Linked DNA regions of Homo sapiens: region 1 is linked to region 2. A link is an interaction called in ENCODE POLR2A ChIA-PET data of the cell type or tissue named here. Cell type or tissue: A673. All regions are shown on one strand.

Region 1 (5,000 bases), 530 kb before region 2:
AGCACAGCTTGTGCTGTGGCAAGGCAGGGCACAACTCCAGCTTGCAGAGGACTTCTGGCAGGTAAGAATCCACAGGCTATCACTGCTGTCACAGTCTGCCTGGGAGTCCATGGTTTGAAACTCTTTTTTGGTGTATGGTCTTACGAAAAGATCACTTTATTTATTTTATTTATTTTTATTTTATTTATTTATTATTATTTATTATTATTATTATTTTCTGATACAGAGTCTCTCTCTGTCGCCCTGGCTGGAGTGCAGTGGCGTGATCTTGGCTCACTGCAAGCTTCGCCTCCTGGATTCAAGCAATTCTCCTGGCTCAGCCTCCTGAGTAACTGGTGTTAATGCGTGCCACCATGCCCGGCTAGCTTTTGTATTTTTAATAGAGACGGGGTTTCACCATGTTGCTTAGGCTGACCTCAAGTGATCTGCCCACATCAGCTCCCAAAGTGCTGGGATTACAGGTGTGAGCCACCACACCCGGCCAAAAAGATCACTTTAGAACTTTAGCAACTAACTTCTTCTTGGAAAGAATAAAGATAGAGTATTTCTTTTCTTTCATTCATTCAGCTATTTGTTCATTTGTTAGTTTACTCATTCATTTATTCAATTTAAGGTTCTAATCTAAGTGACACAACCAAGAGGCAGCCTGGAAAGATCACTGGACTAGAAATCGAGACCTGAGTTCCATTGTCTTTTAGGGACACACTTGGAAATATTTACAGGTGAAATTATGACAAATGTGTAATGTCTAAGATTTATCAAATCATCTGTGAAAGAGAGGGTCGCAGATGAAATGACACCAGCCTTGAAGAGGTAATTGCTGAAGCTTGTGATGCAGACACAGGAGTTCATTATGCTTTTCTCTCTACTTTTATGTAGGTCTGAACTTTTCCATAATAAAAGTTAAAAGAGAGAAGGAGACACTGAGGTTACAAGCCCCACCTTGCCACTTGCCAACTTGATGATTGCACAAAGGTCTGTTCACCTCTCTAGGCCTTAGTTCTTCACCTTCCAATAGGGAAGGGAATTTTCAAGGGAAAGTTAGGACAAAGGTGCTCTGAGGTGTCTTTTGTAGTCAAGGGTCAGGGTTTATGAAACTTTGGCTGTCGTTTATCTGAACTGTGCAATGAGAGGCTGGACCAGGATCTCTGAAGGCTCCTCCAGCCTGTGTGTCCTACCCCTTCTCCTTGGAGTGCCTGTAAGTGGCAAGGCCTATGAGAATGGACAGTCTGGACACAGAGGGATCCTTGCCCAGGACAGGCCATGCCCAGCCTTGCCAGGCCCTCAGTGCAGTAGTGAGTTCTGCACCCCTTCCAGGAGGTCCTGGGCTGTCATGGCAGAGTCAGGCAAGACAGGGCCTCCTTAGAGATGGAAGGTTGCGCAGCCCTTCCCCATCTCCTGAGTCACTGGTGCTCCAGCCTCCAAAGTGGCTATCAGCACGGTCATCTCTGGCTGAAAGCTGAGCACTTCAAAGCTCCGCACAGGCCATAATTAGTTCATGGCCCAGCCCAGCTGGGAGGTCTGAATAGAGCATCTGGGAGGTGCAGCTGAGGAAATTGGCTCCACGATAAAGTGGTTTGGCCCTGGGGTGCGAGTGAGTCAGCAGCTGCAGGAGCCGCTGGCCTCACCCACTCTCTCCTAGGCCAAAGAGACTCAGCCTTCTAAGTCACCAGGGCTTTAATCCCACCTCTTCCAGGCCATTTGGTTTCAAGATTCTGTTCCAGGCTCACTTCCTCTCCATACTCTCCCTCGGCTACTAAGTTCCCTGGGCCCACCTTACTCCTTTCTTGCCAGGCTCAGTCTAAGACTCAGCTCTTTCCAAAAGCCCTCTCAGATGCACCCCGGATATTTATCATGCAGCTGAGAAGTTGTTCACATTTTTAACCAAGTAACTAGCTCATTAGCATGGACATATCCAACTCAAAAGTCAAGAGATCAAGAAATGCCTAAACCATGAAACATAGAAATAAATAAATAAAGGTTACAGGATTTCTGGGTAATTACTTAGTTTAAGAGGATTAAAGTAAAGAATTCACTTTGACTTTTCGCCTTTTTTTTTGGAGATAGGCTTTTGCTGTGTCACCCAGGCTGAAGTGCAGTGGCGCAATCACAGATCACTGCAGCCTGCAACTAACGGACTCATGCAATTCCCCCAGCTCAGCCTCCCAAGTAGCTGGGACTACAGGCATGTGTCACGATGCCTGGCTCCTGTGTGTGTGTGTGTGTGTGTGTGTGTGTGTGTGTGTGTGTATGTGTAGATGAGGTCTCACTATGTTGTCCAGGCTGGTCTCACACTCCTGGGCTCAAGTGATTCTCTGCCTTAGCCTCCCAAAGTCCTGGGATTACAGGTGTGAACCACTGTGCCTGATCACGACTTTTTGCATCTTAACTTACAACTTTTGAGCAGGTTGATCTAGGTTTAGATATTCTGGATGAATATTTTTGGAAACAGGGTCTTGCTCTATAACCCAGGCCTGAGTGCAGTGGTGCCATCATAGCTGACTGTAACCTCAAGCTCCTGGGTTCAAGTAATCCCCCTGCCTCAGCCTCCTGAGTAGCTGGGAATACAGGTATGTACCACCATGCTTGGCTAATTTTTGTTTGTTTGTTTGAGATAGGGTCTTACTCTGTCACCCAGGCTGGAGCGCAGTGGCATGATCTTGGCTCACCACAATCTCCACCTCCTTGGCTCAAGTGATCCTTCCACCTCAGTCTCCCAAGTAGCTGGGACTACTGTCACATGCTACCATGCCCTGCTAATTTTTTTTTGTTGTTGTTGTAGAGACAGGGTTTTGCCATGTTGTCCAGGCTAGTCTTGAACTCCTGGGCTCAAGTCATCTCCCCACCAAAGTGCTGGGATTACAGGTGTGAGCCACCGTGTCTGCCTATGCCTGGCTAGTTTTTTTTTAATTTCTGTAGAGACGAGGTCTCACTACGTTACCCAGGCTGGTGGCAAACTCCTGGGCTCAAGCCATCTTCCCACCTCCATCTCCCAAAGCACTGGGATGAGAGGCGTGAGCCACCACGCCCAGACTGGTTGGAGATATTCTCTACACAATGAGTGCAGAGCCATAGATGCCTTCTAGGGGATCTAGCTCGTGTGTGTGTGTGTCTGAGAGAGAGAGAGAGTGTGTGTGATTGTGTGAGTGTGTGTGTGTTTGTGTGTGTTGTAGGGGCACAGGCCTTTTCCATGGAGGCCTTGTTCTGGTCTGACTTGCATGCCGTGTGCCTTGAGCAAGCCACTTCAGCTCTCCAAGCTTGTTTCCCCATCTAGACCATGAATGAGGCAGCCTACCATCTGACACTCTGGGCTGTGCTCTGGGCTGTGGAAGAGATGAGTTAGGCAAAGGAGGTCACCACCTCCAGCTCAATCAGGGTCTCGCTTCCTTTCCCAGGAGGCCCAATGATGGAGCAGAGCCCTAGCTTTGCATTCTCCCATCCTTGGCAGGCACTCAAAGAGCAAGCTCCCTTTTCCTCTGAGAAAGGCTTCATGATGTGGTGGAAAGGGCTTTGAAGCTGGCTGGACCTGGGTCTGGCTCTGCTTCTGCCACATACTCACTGTGTGCCTCAGGCAAGCCCTGTAACTTAGAGGGGCCTTGTGCTCCAAGTTAGTAAAATGTGGATGGTTCTAACCACCAGCTGTAATTGGTGAGGCTTTAATGAGATGACATATGTAAAGAGTGTGCGTGCCTAGCTCATAGGTGGTGTTCAATATATGATGACAACTAGCTGTGATCGTTTTCCTGTTACTCACCATGGCACTCAGCACCCGGCCAACGTATTTGGGGTCATTTCTGCTGGCCACATCAGTAGCAGCGTCACGGCGGAAATTCAGACTCCTATCCAAGATTGAGAGGCAGATGCTGAGAATGTCTTCTTCAAACTGTTCAGAACGAGACCATACATTACAATTAAAGAAATGACAAGGAGAGTTGGCTCAAGAAGGGAACTGCACTGGCAAGAACCACAGGAACTATCAGATCCTTTGACTCTGTGGCCTCTGGAACTGAGAGCTACTGAGGACAGCCACCATGCCCAGCCCTCAACCCCGCAAACTCATCCAGAGCACTCACTACACACAAGACCCTGTGTATTTCCTCAAAGGCAGCTTTTGAAACAACAACAACAAAAAAGAGACAGAAAAGGATAATAAATAAAAAATTATTAAAAATAAAAAAGCATAAGACCTTGTGCAAACTCTCTTAAAGTGAATGCATGGGAGGTGGCTTGGTCTAGCCGACGCCCCGGCTGCCACAAACCTCAAGAGCAAGCTGTTTAGCCTGTCTGGCCTCGATTTCTCCATCTGTATAATTAGGCCAAACTCATCTCAGAGTTTCCTTCTAGCTCTGCCTCCCATCCTTTTTTTTTTTTTTTTTTTTTTTTTGAGACGGAGTCTTGCTCTGTCACCCAGGCTGGAGTGCAGTGGTATGATCTCGGCTCATCGTGACCTCCACCTCCTGGGAAGTAATTCTCCCGCCTCAGCCTCCCAAGTAGCTGGGATTACAGGCCCGTGCCACCACACCTGGCCAATTTTTGTATTTTTAGTAGAGACAGGGTTTTGCCATATAGGCCAGGCTGGTCTCGAATTCCTGACCTCAGGTGATCCACCCGCCTCAGCCTCCCAAAGTGCTGGGATTACAGGCGTGAGCCACTGCACCTGGCCTGCCTGCAATCTTGAGCACGTTATTGAGACTCCTGGAGAACTAGTTATAAAAATAAAATCTCTTGCTAAAGTATATGTATTTGAAGTGATTTTCACAAAATAAGACTTAATTGAAGTCATTGCTTCTCAAACTGAGAAGGCCGAGCTCCTCTTGCCTTAGGTCTTTGCATTTGCTTTTCCTTCTGCCTGATGCTCTTTCCCAAGATCTCTGTCTGGTGCCCTCATCTCCTTCAGGTTCCTGATCAAAGGCTCCTTTCTAAGTGAGGCCCTCCCTAACCATGCCATAAAAAAAAATAGCCTCTCTTCCACTCCTAGGTGCACTCTATGTCCTATCCTT
Region 2 (5,000 bases):
AGGCACTGTGCTAATGCTGGATGCATTGGGTGCGTAATCTCTCATTTCATAATAACTCCCATGTAATGCATGAAGAAATGGAAGTTTAGAGGGGTTAGGTGACGTGTCCAGGGTCACACAGGTAGTAAAAGCTGGAACTAAAATTCGCACCAGGTCTGCCTGCTGTACATCCCACAATTTTTACTATTCTTCGAGCGGCTTCTGCTGGTTGTATGGAAGGTGACACCTTTGCCCCCTTGTCAAGCCATCCAACTCCTCTTCCTTCAAGACATAGCTCAATGATCCCTTGTCTATGAAGCCTTCCCTGGCCTCTTCCCCACCCCACCCCCAGCTGCTGCAGCCAGCCTTCCTTCTCTGAGCCTCCATATCCCACCCACCTGCCCTTCACACCCCAGTGGAGCCCAACGGTTAGAAATTCAGGCTCTCCTGGTGGTCTTAGGTTCAAATTCTGGTTCTGCTGGGTGGACCTTGATTCACCCTTTGTGTGACCATTTGAGCTTTGATTTTTTTTCCATCTGTAAAATGGAGATAAGAAAATCAGTTTGCACAGGGGGCTGGGTGAAAGGTGCATAAATCTTAGCCAAATGCTTACTGAAGCATATACTACACTGTATTATAATGATCTGTGTAAATGTTCATCTCCATATCTTGAGGGCAGGAACTGATACTGATTCTGATGTATCTCTTTGCCCCTAGCACCCAGTATGGCTTAAAATAGGTATTAAATAAATGTGGAGTAAATGAATAAAAAATGAAATAAATGGATCTTAGAATCCTATTCTCATAATTTGATACATAAAACCTAAGGACCTCATGTCACATAACTGCAAAGTTTGAAGGATCTTAGAGATCAACTTCCGGAGGTGTTCAATCTTTTTGACTATCACCCACACTTAGTAATATACTTTATATTGCCACCTAGTGAGTGCACACACGCGCACACACACACACAAACACGGACGCGCACACACACACACCCCGAAAGTTTCAGTGGACAGTTCTTGCCTTTCCTATGTGGGATAAACTCACATAATTCCTCTTCTTTTCTCTTTCCTCGCCTCACCTCCCCTTCTATCTTCTAACTTTTCCCTTCTCCTCCTTTCCTTCTTTTCTTTCCTCTCTCTTCTATCTTTTCCGTTAAAAAAAATTGCTAGTTTAGGTCCGCTAAATCGATTTCATGCCCCATGAAGGCATTGTGACCTATGGTTTGAAAATCACTTATCTAGTCGAATTAGACTCCTTGTCCAGCATCTCTAACTGGAGTTCTATACTTATACTTCCCTGATGAAAGGAAGTTCCCCCAAAAGATAAACAGTTTTGTTACTGGACAGCATTTATTGTTAGAAAGTTCTTCCTTCTCTTAAGCAGAAATGAGCCTCTTATAACTTCCTTATTGGTCTTAGTTGTTCCTATCTAGCTTGCTGGTCTCTCTGTAAGTTATCAAGCAAATCACCTCATCTCATTGAGTTTTCTTTTCTTCTCCTCTTCCTACAGATGTGCCCCACCTAAGTGCTGACAGCCTAAAAGTCCACCATTAAAGCCATTCTTCGGGTTTAAGGCATTGATCTTCACCATCATCTCCCATTATTATATCTGCTTGCTCTCATGGAGACAGGGGTCACTGGGGCCAGTCCACCTGTAGTGGCTGAAGTCTTCATCTCCTGCAGCAGAGAAGTTTGTTGGGACTATGTAAAATATCAAAAGAGGGTTTCTTTAACCCTTAAATCTCTTTTGCTTGTTTTCTTTCCTCAATGGCTTGGATCTTCCCAGTGAGATGCTCAGTGGGGTTAGCAAATAGCATTTTGGAAATCACAACCAATATTGAAGGGTGAAATGGTATGTTAGCCTTTAACACCTTAGTCTAAATTTTCCCCTGCCAGTCTCTTCCATCACTCTAAGATCAGCCAGGAGAGGGGAATTCTAATGCTAGCCCTCTATAGGGTCTCCTCAGGCAAGAGGCAGTAACCAGCCTTCACTCCAAGGTAAGTGTCAGATTCCTAGGACTGAAAGATTCCCTTGGCCCTATACATCCAAACTCTCTCTTCATTCATTCATCGAACAAGTATTTGTTGAGCATCTTCTGTGTGCTACACCTTGTGCTAGGTGTTGCGGATACCATGGAGACCAAGAGAGTCCCCATTCCTGGCCTCCACGGTGCACGCAGTCTAGCAGTAGTGACAATCACCAATGGTAAGAAGGTGCTCTGCTAAGGTCAGGAGTTGAGGGAGCTTGGAGCAGGGTCTCAGCTCACTGTGTGCTGGAGTCAAGGGAAGGCCTCCTGGGGGCGGACATTTGAGCTGAGACCTGAAGGACAAGGAGCATATGGCTGAGTAGTTCATCTCTCCCTGGCTTCCCTCCTTCTCCCCAGCCCCCAATCCAGGCAGCATCAATGCCCCCATCAAGTCATCTTCCTGAACTCATCTGGGTCACTAGCTTAAATCAGCAGTTCTCAAGTTTTAACTCAGTCAGAATGCTGTTTTGTTTAGTTTGTTTAACTGCAGATTTTAGGACCTCTGTAGGATTCTACATCTGGGGTAGGACTGTGTCTGCATGTCAGTCCATGGCTCATATCTTCGGAAATCCTGGTCTATATCAGAATTCCACGGTTTTGGTATTTGCCCTTGACTATTTGTTCAGCTTCTGAAGGAAAGAGGAAAAGGAAGTTCAGGAATGCCAAGGTTGTCTTTCTGGGATTGCAGAGTCTGGGGAGGCATTGGGAGGGTGGCGTTGGTGACAGCAGGGACTGGGGAGTCCTCAGAGGGGTCCAGCAAGGGCCCTCAGTCCTGGCACCCAACAACCTGAGGGACCTCCCAACAGCCAAATCGTGCTCCTGCCTCACCTCACAGCAGTAGACCAACGGCACATGGTAGCACTGGCCACATAATTAGCAGAGCATGTCCCAGAATAATTAAACGTTTCAAAACAGTAACAGCAGAGCAGTAAATCAAGTGCGGGTTCCTCTCAGAGTGGGGCCCTGTGCAATGCAGGGATCAGATAGCCAGCAGGCTCAGCAGTGGGGTGAGTGGAGCCCCGGCCCAGACTAAAACTCCTGGGTACAGGAAATGAAACCAAGCCTGTGAATATTCAAAGAAGAAGGATCCTTAGAGATCACCTGGCTCAGTTCCCTTCATGTCCAGTTGTAGAACCCAAAGCCCAGAGAGATGGCCCAAGCTGACCCTGCAAATTGGTGGCAGAGCCAGATCAGAATCCCAGCCCTGGGACTCTCCTTCCCCCTCTCCCTCTCCCCCAATCTCTTCTTTCCTGAGGTGGTCTCATCCTATGCAATGTCCATGTGGAAACCATCCACATGTTGACAGCTTGCAAATATCTATCCCCCATCTCCATCACCTATCTCTCCCCCAGCTCCAGAGTCCTGTGTCCAGCCATCCCTAACTGCAGTGGCCTCTTGCTTCCTCTTCTCCCCTGCTTCCTTCCTTACCCACCTCCAGCCTGTCCCTCCTCCAACACACACATACACACAGCCACCAGAGTGTGAGTTTCCAATCTGTGACCTGGATCCTGCTCCGGTACTGCTCTCTGCCCAAGGCACTGCACACAGATTACACTCTAACCTCATCAGCACAGCCTCCAAGATCAAGTCCTGCAGTTTCTCCCATGACCATCTGTTCCCTCACTCTGCTCCCACCACAGTGACCTTGCTGTGGCTCACATATGCCCAGCTCATGCCTGCCCTGCAAGTGTATTCCTCTCTCTGGAACATTCTTCTCCTAGAACTCCCTATGACTTCCACTTCCTTCATTCAGGTCTCAGCTCATAGGCCCCTCCCCAGAGAAGGCTTCCTGTGCACACGGTCCAAAATATACGCAGCTACTGTCTATCCCCTGACTTCTTTTTCTTCATACCAGTTAACCTCCCTGGAATTATACTGCCTAGGTATTCCTTTATTTTTACTATCTTGCTCACTGCTCACTTGCTCAGTGCCCCAAATGATGCCTGCCACATAATTGACACTCTATAAAGAATTGCAGGAATAAGTAAATCAATAACGAAACACATTTATTTAACACATGCATGTTCAGGGGCTATTCAGTGTTAGGGGCTGTGTGAGGCACTGAGGTCTCAGACATGGAGCAAGTGGACAAGGAAGGGTTCCTGTCCTCAAGGAGGCTGATCATCGTCTTGGGGAGACACGGACTTGTGTTCGCAGGAGGCTCAGAGTGACATGTGCAGCTTGTCAAGGGTAAGTCTAAGAAGATGGGGTGAGGGTAAAAGATCCATGGGTCCTTGCAGCAAGGAGTTGGATTTTAGGGTCATTGATGTCCTTTTTTTTTTTTTTTTTTTGAGACAGAGTCTCTCTCTGTCCCCAGGCTGGAGTGCACTGGCGCGATCTCAGCTCACTGCAACCTTTGCCTCCTGGGTTCAAGCGATTCTCTTGCCTCAGCCTCCTGAGTAACTAGGATTACAGGCGCATGCCTCCGCGCACAGCTAATTTTTGTATTTTTAGTAGAGACAGGGTTTCTCCATGTTGGTCAGGCTGGTCTCGAACTCCTGACCTCATGATCCGCCTTCCTTGGCCTCCCAAAATGCTGGGATTACAGGCATGAGCCACTGCACCTGGCCCAGTGTCCCTTTTCTGAAGAGCTAGCAACTCTCTGTCCTCTCTGGGCCCTCAGCCTGTTAGGCCAGCACAGGGGCCCATATTCATGATGAGGGCTCTTGGGTCCCCAGCTCCTATAAAAGGTTGTGCTTATAGAGTACGTGACAGCCAGTTCTTGCCGGTGCTAGAATAAGGAAGGAGACTGACGTGACTCTACTCAGAGGAAGCCAAGCCTTACCCAGTGGACGCATGGCCCAGCCTGGGCTAGCCCTGTGGGTACTTTGGCATTCCTCAGGCCACTCCTTGGAGAACCTCATCTTCTCCACTTCCCCTTCAGCCTTCCAGCCCCACAAGGCAGGCTGCCCATGGCTGCCCACCCACTGCAGCTTAGCCCTAGTGTTGCCAGTCTTCTCCTTCTGTGTAGATGGTGTGATTAAGCTGG

Evidence for each region. Peaks named below come from ENCODE experiments on the same cell type or tissue, not always from the same donor. Only the 100,000 strongest peaks of a DNase experiment are listed, where the experiment ranks them.
Region 1: POLR2A ChIA-PET joins it to region 2 with 16 read pairs; 2 of 35 experiments call an interaction of 5 or more read pairs at or near these places.

The regions. Positions count from the first base shown.
Region 1 is chr20:2,311,781-2,316,780 of GRCh38, reverse strand. It overlaps TGM3 (transglutaminase 3), which reads right to left. Exons shown (of 13, transcript NM_003245.4): 5 at 3,755-3,883. Among named protein-coding and RNA genes, the nearest start is that of TGM3, 18 kb to the right of the region's middle. In A673, no CTCF peak of the experiment used is centred here; DNase peaks (open chromatin) are centred at 1,590 and 2,070.
Region 2 is chr20:1,784,603-1,789,602 of GRCh38, reverse strand. No RefSeq gene overlaps it. Among named protein-coding and RNA genes, the nearest start is that of SIRPA, 110 kb to the left of the region's middle. In A673, no CTCF peak of the experiment used is centred here; no DNase peak of the experiment used is centred here.